Linked DNA regions of Homo sapiens: region 2 is linked to region 1. A link is a contact called in ENCODE Hi-C data. All regions are on one chromosome and are shown on one strand. Each heading gives the region's core, a stretch centred on a gene start or an enhancer-like site at or near the end of the contact. The rest is flanking DNA. Distances are from core to core; before and after follow the strand shown. Region 1 holds the start of USP11 (ubiquitin specific peptidase 11). Region 2 holds the start of KDM5C (lysine demethylase 5C).

Evidence for each region. Hi-C counts contacts between places; a loop is a spot of excess contacts on that map. Pooled maps may share reads with other maps.
Region 2: a pooled map shows a loop between it and region 1 (17-fold over the local background). The contact joins the promoter of KDM5C here to the promoter of USP11 in region 1. A Hi-C loop is called at or near these places in 4 of 50 pooled maps.

What each region holds. Positions count from the first base shown.
Region 1 is chrX:47,231,675-47,236,594 of GRCh38, reverse strand. USP11 (ubiquitin specific peptidase 11) reads right to left here and starts at 3,586. Exons shown (of 21, transcript NM_001371072.1): 1 at 3,376-3,586. The coding sequence starts at 3,551. RefSeq lists enhancers at 2,648-3,231, 3,657-3,706 and a cis regulatory region at 2,709-3,931.
Region 2 is chrX:53,221,653-53,226,597 of GRCh38, reverse strand. KDM5C (lysine demethylase 5C) reads left to right here and starts at 1,391. Exons shown (of 26, transcript NM_004187.5): 1 at 1,391-1,858. The coding sequence starts at 1,709. It also overlaps a transcript of IQSEC2 not described here. RefSeq lists enhancers at 1,070-1,119, 997-1,291, 1,130-1,509, 1,750-1,849.

The sequences.
Region 1 (4,920 bases), core at 2,337-4,836:
ATCCCACAAAAGGAAAAAGTGAAAATTTCCAAGGAGGCTATATTATTACAGATTTGAATTTGCCTTAAAATACAAGCTTCTCCCAGAAATTAAATCAGTTGTGATGACCAAATTAATTAACTACCCTCACCCAAATCTGCCAGCTGACAAAAGACAGAAGGTGCAAATATTAATACTGATACAAGATATATGATTTGGGGTTAGTCCATGACTTCAAAATGCTTTATAAACACATATATCCTGGCCACTTAAGCAAACCCCTGTAAAATGGAAAATGGACAGCAATAAAGAACCTTGAGATGCTTTGCTCTTACTAGAGAAGCATTAACAAAGTGGAGTTTAGCAAAAATGCTTCATGATAATACCCATGACAGCAGAGACAAACCGGCTTCAACACTGAACCAACACTGGTGTGGTAATTTTTTTAATGAGGTGAAATTCACATAACATAACATTAACCATCTTAAAGTGAACAATTCAGCGGCATTTAGAACATTCACAATGTTGTACAACCACAACCTCTCCCTAGTTCCAAAATATTTCATCATCCCAAAAGAAAACCCAGTACTGGTGGGGTAATTTTAAAGCGTATTATCAAGGATGACAGGATGTCATGTCCTACCAGTGACACAATCACAAGGCTACAAAGGTAGGAAGAGGCAAGGATCAAAGCCTCAAGGCCCTTTTGAACATCTTCAAATGAGTTACAAAACACTGTGGTTATTTTGTTTATTCTCAGGATGAAATGAGGCTTTTTCTTGCTGGAAAAGTGTGACGTAATGGCAGAAAAACACGGCTTGGGTTTGTATTCCCGATTTGGAAAATCTCAACTCATCTCCCCAGTAACAGAGATACACATTTCACTGGTGTGGTTATTAAAGAACTCTGTAGTGAGTAAACCTCACTCGAAAAAGCCCTAAGGTTAGATGTGTTTGAGGAACAGCAAGAGTCCAATATGGCCGGCCTGGATGGAGACAGGGAGGGAGTGCGTAATCAGAGGAGAGATATGGGAAGACATCAGAATGCAAGCAGGAGACCAGCTTCATAAAGGCTTGCAATTCATTGTAAGGATTTTAGCATCTACGCTGCAAGAGATGGGAAGCTGTTAAGAGTATTTTGAGGAATGGCTGGACATGATACATGTTTTAAAAATAATTACTGCATATGTAAAGAGGAAAATGGTACCTTTACAGTTGAGAAAGCTGGCCAACACTACCATAACCAAGTGATCAAGGTTAACATCACCAATGATGCCATGTGGATACCATGTATTACCCGATGCGAAGATAAGGGCTCACAGTATGCATCCAGTAGAATTTTATATATATGTATTCCATATATGTATAAAGTGAAAGCTTAGACAATACATACCGCTTAGGGATGCATACAGCTGTGGTAAAACATTAAAGAAAAGGAAGAGACTGTTAACTCAAAATTCAGGATAACAGTTTCCCATGGAGCAAGGAGGGGAATTTCCATCTGGGAGGGGCACAGAAGGATTTCTTAAGACAGTGTTCTGAATCTTAACATGGATGGTGAATTCACACGTTTTTATTTATTATTTAATTTTTAAACTTTGAAATAGATTGAGAAAAATGGCAAAAATAATACAGAGAATCCCCATATGTCCTTCATCCAGATTCTCCAAATCTAATATTTTACTCATTTGCTCAATCGTTGTTTCTTTACATGCATTTTTTGGTATTTTTATTTATTTTAAAATGGACAAAAATTGCATATATTTAGAGTGTACAGCATGAAGTTTTGACTTATGTATACATTGTGGAATGACTAAGTCAAGGCAATTAACACATCCATTACGTCACATACTTATTTTTTGGGGGGTGGTAGAACATGTAAAATCTTCTCTCAGTAATTTTCAAGTATACAATGAATTTATTAACTATAGTTGTACAATAGATCTGAACTTATTTTTCTTGTCTAACTGAAATGTTGTATCCTTTGACCAACATCTCCCCAATTTTATTTCCCCTCGCCATATATAAATTTATATATGCTAATTTTTCAGGCATTTGAGAATAAACTGCTTACACGATGCGTTCTTATCCCTAAATTTTTCAGTATTTCCTATAAACAAGGATATTATTTTTCACAGCCACAATGATCACAATTATTAGTAGTACTAGTATCTACCCACTTTAATAAAATTTCACCGACGTTTCCATTGCCTTTTACAGTAAAAGAGACAAAAATAATCTTATGATAAAAAATTGATTTTTAAAATAATTTTTTTTTCTGTTCCAGGATCCAATCGAGGATCACATGTTGCATTTAGTTATCATGACTCGTTAAATTGCATTAATTCCTTCAATTTGGAACAGTTCTTCAGCCTTTGTCTTTCATGATCCTGACATTTTTGAAGAGTGTAGGCCGTTTATTTTAACAGGATGTCCGTCAATCTGGGCTGCGTAAATGTTTTATATAATCTTTTTAAGTCTTACGTATTTCACAATTAAAAAACGAGATGCAACTCGGCGAGAAATAAAATGAACTCAGAAGCAGTAAATTTCAAGAAGGACTGTTTAGCAAGAAATCAGTAAAACAAGCCGATTTATCAAAATTCTATTTTTTAAAAAAACGACTTTTTCTTGATTCTAAAAACAAAACAGTACCAACACAGAAAACCAATTAAACATGGAAGGCCCCTCCGGTGCTAATCACCTGCACGTTCTCTCGACTCGGGAAGGCTTCCGCCAGAATCAAAAACCACGGCGCGTCATAAACTTTGCTTATTCGCAGGCGCCATTTTCTGCCTCATAGGCACCACCTCCCCTCCACTGTCGTCCCTCGGCCTCAGAGCACGCCCCTCAGCTCACGTCACCAACCTAACCTCGTTCCCAGGCTCCAGGCTCCTCCCCCCTCCCCCACGGAGGTCCCCGCTCCCTCCCTCGGACCGTTCGGCTCCATCCCGCTCTTCTGCTGACGTCACAAAGCTCGCCTCGTTCCCAGCCGCCCCGGAGCAATCGGAAACCGCTCCTCGCCCCCAAAAGTTGCATTACGCAGCGCAGGCCGCGCCCCCGCCTTATGTAGCAGAACCCACCTTCTTCCCAGGTTCCTACGCAGTTTCACTACGCAGGCCCGGCCCCACCTCCAGGACCGAAACTGGTCTCATCACAACAAACCCCATTTTGTTCTCAGGCGTCAGACTGCACCACACAGGCCCCGCCCCTTTTCCAGACGTTGCGATTCATTCAAAGGCACTTCCCCGCCCCTTTAGCCCGCTGTCCCGCCGGCCACTCCCCCGCCCCCGCACCCCGCAGCAGCTTTCCCGCGGCCCTCGGCCGCCGAATCCCCAGCGGTTGTCAATGCCCCCACCGTTCCCTCTGCCGAGGCTCCACCGCAGCCCAGCCTCACCAGCTTTCGCCGGCCCGCAGTGGACGTTCTCGCCCACTCTCGCCGTTTTCTATCTGGCGCCACTGGCTGTCCAGGCCTGGCAGCTCCTCGTGCTGTGGCTCTCTATCCTCAGTCACCGCCGCTGCCGCCGCCACAGCCGCCGCAGCAGCAGCTGGATTTGCTGCGACCGTCGCCATCGCCGTCCGTTCTCTTCTACAGCCAACGCAGCTGTGCGAGATTGGAAGACGCCCCTCAACAGCCACTTCCGGATTCTGGTCCCGGAAACGGAAGCAGAGCCCCCCAAACAGTCGCGGGGCTACTGCCATATTGGAAATGGCCCCGTGCACAGACGCGTCGAAGGGCTAGGTGGGGTAAAATCTTCAGTGGGAACCAAGAAAGACAAAAGTGCCTTGTGGGGTCCTAACGCCCTGTAGACTTAGGGCACAGGTGGCATGGAAAGTGGAGGCTGAGGTTCCCGAGGTGGGCTAGGACTCCTACCCTGGGAGCAGTGTTTTTGTTAGCCTGATCAGAATGCCCTTCATTGTACCATCAAAACCCAATGCAAAAGAGGTTTCCACCTCCAGAGACCCACCGAGGCCTGCGGGCTGTTGTTTCTCTTCCTGAACTAGATTTATTCACTAGACAAGGTGTTGAAGACAAGTTAGCCCCAGGCCCTATGTTTGTTGGAGTCATAGCAATCATAACTAAACTAGCTGTCCGCCCAGTTTAAGTGCTTTATTGGACTAAAATAGTAGCCTCAGGCAGCAGGTACTGTCCTTGTCACCCATGGGTAACAATGGGGACGCTGAGTACCAGAAACGTCCCTCAGCTAATTAGTGGTGGAGCTGCAGTTTAGACTTGAGAAATCTGGTTTCAGAGCTGTGACCTTAAACACCAGGCCAAACATTCTCCAACCGTGTGGTCCCAGTGGTCCCAGCCTGTCTACCGGTCCAAAAATCCTCTTGGGGTTTCACAAAATGAAAACTATTTTCACAATACTTTTTCACTCTCATTCTCTCAGGGGTGTACAGTGTGATTATCCAGAGGCTTCTGAATCCAGAGGCTATATGACATAAGCAAAAACTCTTTTGAATATCTTAAACTTTTAAGAACATAAAGGAATCCCGAGACCCAAAGTTTGAGAACCCTTGGACTAGGCCAGGGTCTCTCAACCTCAGCACTGTCATTTCTTTGTTGTGGGCATTGCAGGATATGTAGCAGCATCCCTGGCCTCTACCTACTAGATACCAAGTAGTACCCCTCAGGACAACCAAGTATCTCCAGACATTACCAAATGTCCTTTGGGGGAAAAATGTCTCTGGTTGAGAACCACTGCTCTAGGCTATGCTATTCTTTCCTCTGCTGGGGCTGCCAGCCCCGTTGATGATGACTTTAATTTCGAACCTCCCTTCCCCCTCACAATTTCATAATTTACCTATTTTCAGTTAATCTCTGCGGGGCAGGGATTGTGTCTTTATTACTGTGATTCCAGCCCCCAGCCCAGACCTGGCATAGATGAGGGGTCACAAACTCAGTTGTGTAAGCTCTGGGTGAGGAAAGGGAGCA
Region 2 (4,945 bases), core at 142-2,641, 6.0 Mb before region 1:
TCGAGCTTACAGTGGATGTTTAATATGTTAAACAGGAAATGTTTGCAAAAAGTATTCATATTTTTCAGTCAATATATACTAAGGACATTTATTCATTTTTCTTTTGTTTACTCAACATTCATTTACTGCTTAACATGCCAAGTGCTAAGGATGTATAAGGCCACATGGTCCCTGCCCTTAAGGAATTCATAGTCTGATGGGGGAAAACAAAATTACTTAATCAGCATGTACGCAAGTACTCAAATATTTGCACAGTAGGTGTTCAAACTATATGCAGTAGGTCCACAGCTGATGAATGACACAGATGATCCTCCAATCAGTAGATGCCTGATGTATATGTACAAAGTACTGGTTTGATGATACTCATTCAAAGTACTGTAGTTGCAATGAACCTATTCAGAAACTGCTCAAGGAACATGCACACGATAGGACTAAATGTACATACAGTTGGTACCAAATGCACAGGGGCTATACACAATAAATACAATAAAAGTACACGGATGTTTGGTAAGTGCACTGTAGGCTCACAAATGGGCAAACAGGTGTTTTACACAGTTGACACTGGATAAATACGCCGTTGCTAAACATCCAATAGTTAAAGTATACATACACACAGGCTTATTTTGTAGGAGTATATGCCACAAATGTGTACATGGTAAAAGTGAATACAGAACAGTTGAAAGCGTTCATTAAAATGCTGACTCCCAGTGACTTTTGGGGGGTAAGAATCGAAACCCCATCTCTCTACCTGTAACCTTGGATGAAATAAAGATTTCCTTCCTTTACTTGGGACTCAGAATCCTAAAAATCCATAATCCCCGGGGAGTGAGCAGCTTCCTGCCTTCCTTATTTCAAAGCCCCAGAGGTGTCAGTGTCTAGAGCTGGAGCCTAGTACATCTCCCCCCATCCCGCGGGCCAGCATAAGGGGTCCTTTGCAATCAGGCTCCCAGAGCCGCCTTCCGCGGCCCATACCGTTAAGACCAGGGAGAAGGGACAGAGAACACTGGTGCGGGGCTAGCGACCTGGTTGAGGTCTGCGGGGGAGTGCCGGTTTGACTCCACCACCCACGGACACCAGCTCCTCTTCCGGTCTCCATAACGCGCATGCGCATCACTGGCCTTTAAACGTGCACCGCCGGTCCATCCGGAAAGACGATCCGGCAAACTAATTACAATCTTGTTCCTCCGCCGTTGCAATGAACTATTTTCTCTCAGTCCGGGGTGGTACTTTTGAGTAACCCCTTCCAAATAGAAACCCATACCAGCCTATTTAGCTCGGTCTCCACTATATGAAGGTTTCCTAGGGCTTGGTGTGACGCAACGTATACGAGGCTCGGAAGGACACCCCGCGGAAGGATCCGGTTTGTTGTGGTGTGGGGAGGGGAGACGCTGACAAACCAAGATGGCGGCGGCGGCGCTGAAGGCCGCGGCGTTTGGGAGGTAACTGTGGTGGCGAAGGCTGCGGTAGTGGGGAGGCAACCACACAGTTTGGAAGAAACGGAGCGGGACGAAGAGGCGGTAGCAGTAGAGTCAGCCTGAGACTCTCAGAGCACGACGGCCACACGCCCCCTTAGGCCCTCGGCGGGCGGCGGCTGCCCCGCTTAGGGCCTAGCCTCCGAGCATTGCCTCGGCTTCAAACAGCGGCGGCGCCATGAGTCCTTAAGGGCGGTCCAAGCCTCCCGATCCCTGGCCCAGACCTCGGGCCCACCATGGAGCCGGGGTCCGACGATTTCCTACCGCCACCGGAGTGCCCGGTGTTCGAGCCTAGCTGGGCCGAGTTCCGAGACCCTCTTGGCTACATCGCGAAAATCAGGCCCATCGCAGAGAAATCGGGCATTTGCAAGATCCGCCCACCCGCGGTAAGCCCCGGGGCCGGTTTTCGCCGGCGGCGAGACGGAATGAAGCAGTAGGATAGCCAGCGGCGAAGTCTGGGGCGGAGGGCAGCTCGAGGTGGGGAGAGGGGGTGGCTGGGACCGTTGTGGTTGCGGCGCGGATCGGAAAAAGGGTGTTGGGCCAGGGGTCCTCTCGTGGTGTGAGGCCCACAGGTGACCTGGAGTCAGAGATCCACCCCCACCCCGGCCCTTCAGAATCACTCCGGGTTTAAGACAGGGATTCCTAGTGGGCCGGAGGGAGTTCACAGAGAGGCACCCCGCACATCTCTTAGCCCGGGCCACCTAGGTCGAGGCTGTAAAAATAAGACGTTTCTCCAATCTGTTGTCATCACTTCCTTTAAGGCAGGCAGCATAGTATAGTATTAATAGAAAGATCGCAGTCCTGAAGGGAGACAGACTTGAGTTCAAAACTCCACTTTGAAGCTGAGCAGCTGTGTGACCTTGGGAAAGTAGAAGTAATCTCTCTGAGCCCGTGAAATGGATCCCAGAAATGGTTATTTAGAGGATTGAATTAAACTAGGTAGCGTCTGTATGTAGTACGCACTAGATAAGTGGTAATTATTGTGACTGTGAGGGTGTTTGATGTGGTCATTGGTTTATTCCTATGTAGGTTGACTCATATTTACTCATACCTTGCCAGGCCAATTCATCTATGATAATATCCTGGCCTGCTGGACCAGTCAGGAAATCAGTCTCACAGGGATTGCTCTGTCTCCCTTGAGGTGGGTTCAGGGAATTGTCCTCTTCTTTTCCTCGTTGAAGGCAATGTCAAGGCCTTTTCTGCACATCATCCCGCAGACTTGACTTCCTATGGAGATGTTTGGACCGGTCAGCTTGGTGGTGGGGTGTGAGTCCTTCTCAGAAGATTTCTACTCTCCTCTGGTCCAGGATGTAGGAGATCCCAGAGGATAGGGCACTCTTGGGCCCGCAGAACAGAATGGAGCCATGGAATTCTGTCCCTTTTGGAACATGATTGCCAGGGGTCAGCAACAAAGGCCATAGCTTTCCTCCTAGGCCTGGCTTCAGGCTAGAAGTCTCCCAAGGGCTAGGGCAAGCTGCTGCCTTGCTGATATGGTGGAAAAGTGATGATAATGTTCAGTGATCAGTTGGGATTCCAAGGGCAGAAATTGAGCTTTGCTGGAAAAGGGTGTTTTTGAGTGGGTGTCTCCTGGCTGAAATGGAATAGGAAGCTTCATTCCCACCTGAGGAGGGCACCACAGGCCTCCTTATCCAACTTGGTGCTTTCTGGTGCTCAGCCACAGATCTAGGATGGTTTCAGATAGATCCTCTAGGAGGTGTTGGGTAAGCGAATTTCTTCCTTCTTGGAGTCTGGCCACAGATTTCTGAGGTATCCTTGTCCATGGTGAGGGAGTGGCAGTGGGTAGAGGGTCAGGAAGGCTAGTGGAAGGGAGAGGCAGGAGTCCTGGGCAGCCTCAAGGAGGCACTCCCTGAAGTGGTTGGGCAAGCCTGTGGGAAAAAGAGGCATAGCTGACGTAGGGGGTAGTTGAGGCCTGAATTCCTTTTTTCTATCTTGGACTGACTTAGGCAGGCTGGCCTTGTGTAGGTGTTGTTACCCTGCTTTGGGGCATCAGGAAGGGGAAGAGTGACATGTCCCAGGTGTGCATGGCCAGCAGGAGGCCGTCCTTTTCACTGCTCAACAGTGTGCTTCTCTCTAATCCAGGATACCTGGCTCTCTGGTTTGGTTTTGTTTTTTCCTTCTCTATGGCAGCTCCTAGGCCACCTTTAGGCAGCTGGCCTTCTTCTGGTTGAAGTTTGAAGTACTCGCTCAAGTGATGCTTGGGCCCAGGGTGGGAACCTGTATATGGGTGGGTACCTGGGAATTGGAGGTTTGCTGGAGGAAGGATGGTTTGGGGCCTGAATTGCTGGGCAGGTGACTGCTACGCTTGGGAAAGATGGGTGGGAGGAGAGTGTGGGTACCCTGAGTAGACCCAGTGGAGTTTGGAAGGATCTTGCTTTCTTCATCAGGTAGCCAGCCTTTTTTTTATCACCACATCCCAGTAATACCAACATACATTTGGCATACAGTAGTCTGGAGATGAAGGCAGGCGGTTTGCAGGGCCTTCCCAGGTATCTGTTGCATCCATGGCTCCTGCCGTAGCATTCCAGGGCTGCCATTTCCTGTCAGGTGCTTGATGTTGCACTGATTGTCTAGAACTTGATTCAGCAGGAAAGAAGGGTGCCCGGAGTTTTGGGTTTGAGCACCTTTTTAGCTGGGTTACCTGTGCTGAGGGGAGTGCCCTATCCTGATGAGAGGCAAGAGGGCATGGGGAGCTTGTCTGGATTTGAGCCATACCATTTTGGCCTGCCTGTTTTTTTTTTTTTTTGTCCCTGCTTACTGAGCCCCAGATGTTTGCCACCTGCTTTGGCTGGTAGGGGCAGGGGAGTGTGGTCTGTGTATGCATGCAAAATATGAGTCCTCTAGCCCATTTTCTAAAAGTGTGTGTGCAGAAGAGGTCAACAGTTTTTCTTCTCTTTCACTGTCTCTCCCCCCCGCCCACGTGTATGCATGTATGTATGAACATTGATGTCTGGTGTAGTGCAAAGGCCTTGGATCAGAGGTCAGAAGACGTGGGTTCTTGGCCCCACCACTAACTCAGCATGTAATTTTGGAAATTTCACTTTTTTTCTCTGAGCCTCACTTTCCCCATTTATAAAATGAGAACATTGGTTTAGGTTACTTTAGGTTGATTTCACCACCCCAGCAGGAGCCAGGGCTCTGGGAAGGAGAGGTCTGCATAGGAGGTTGGAAAGGGGTGTTGGAGAGGGGGTTCTTCACAGCTGACCTTTGGGCAGGACACAGCAAGCTCCAACTTGGCAGAGCAGAGTGTCTCCCACTTTCATGATCTTTCCCTGACTTCCCTCCCCAAATCCTCCCATTCTTTGCCACCACAGTCAGGCATCCCAGCACTTACCCCCACCCCCTGGGGCTTCCTCCCCTGCCTCTTCCTGTACCAGGCAGGTGTATGAGAGAGGATCTACAGGAAGCCTTCCAGACTGGGTGAGTGATACACATACTTGCTCCCTGTTCCTTGC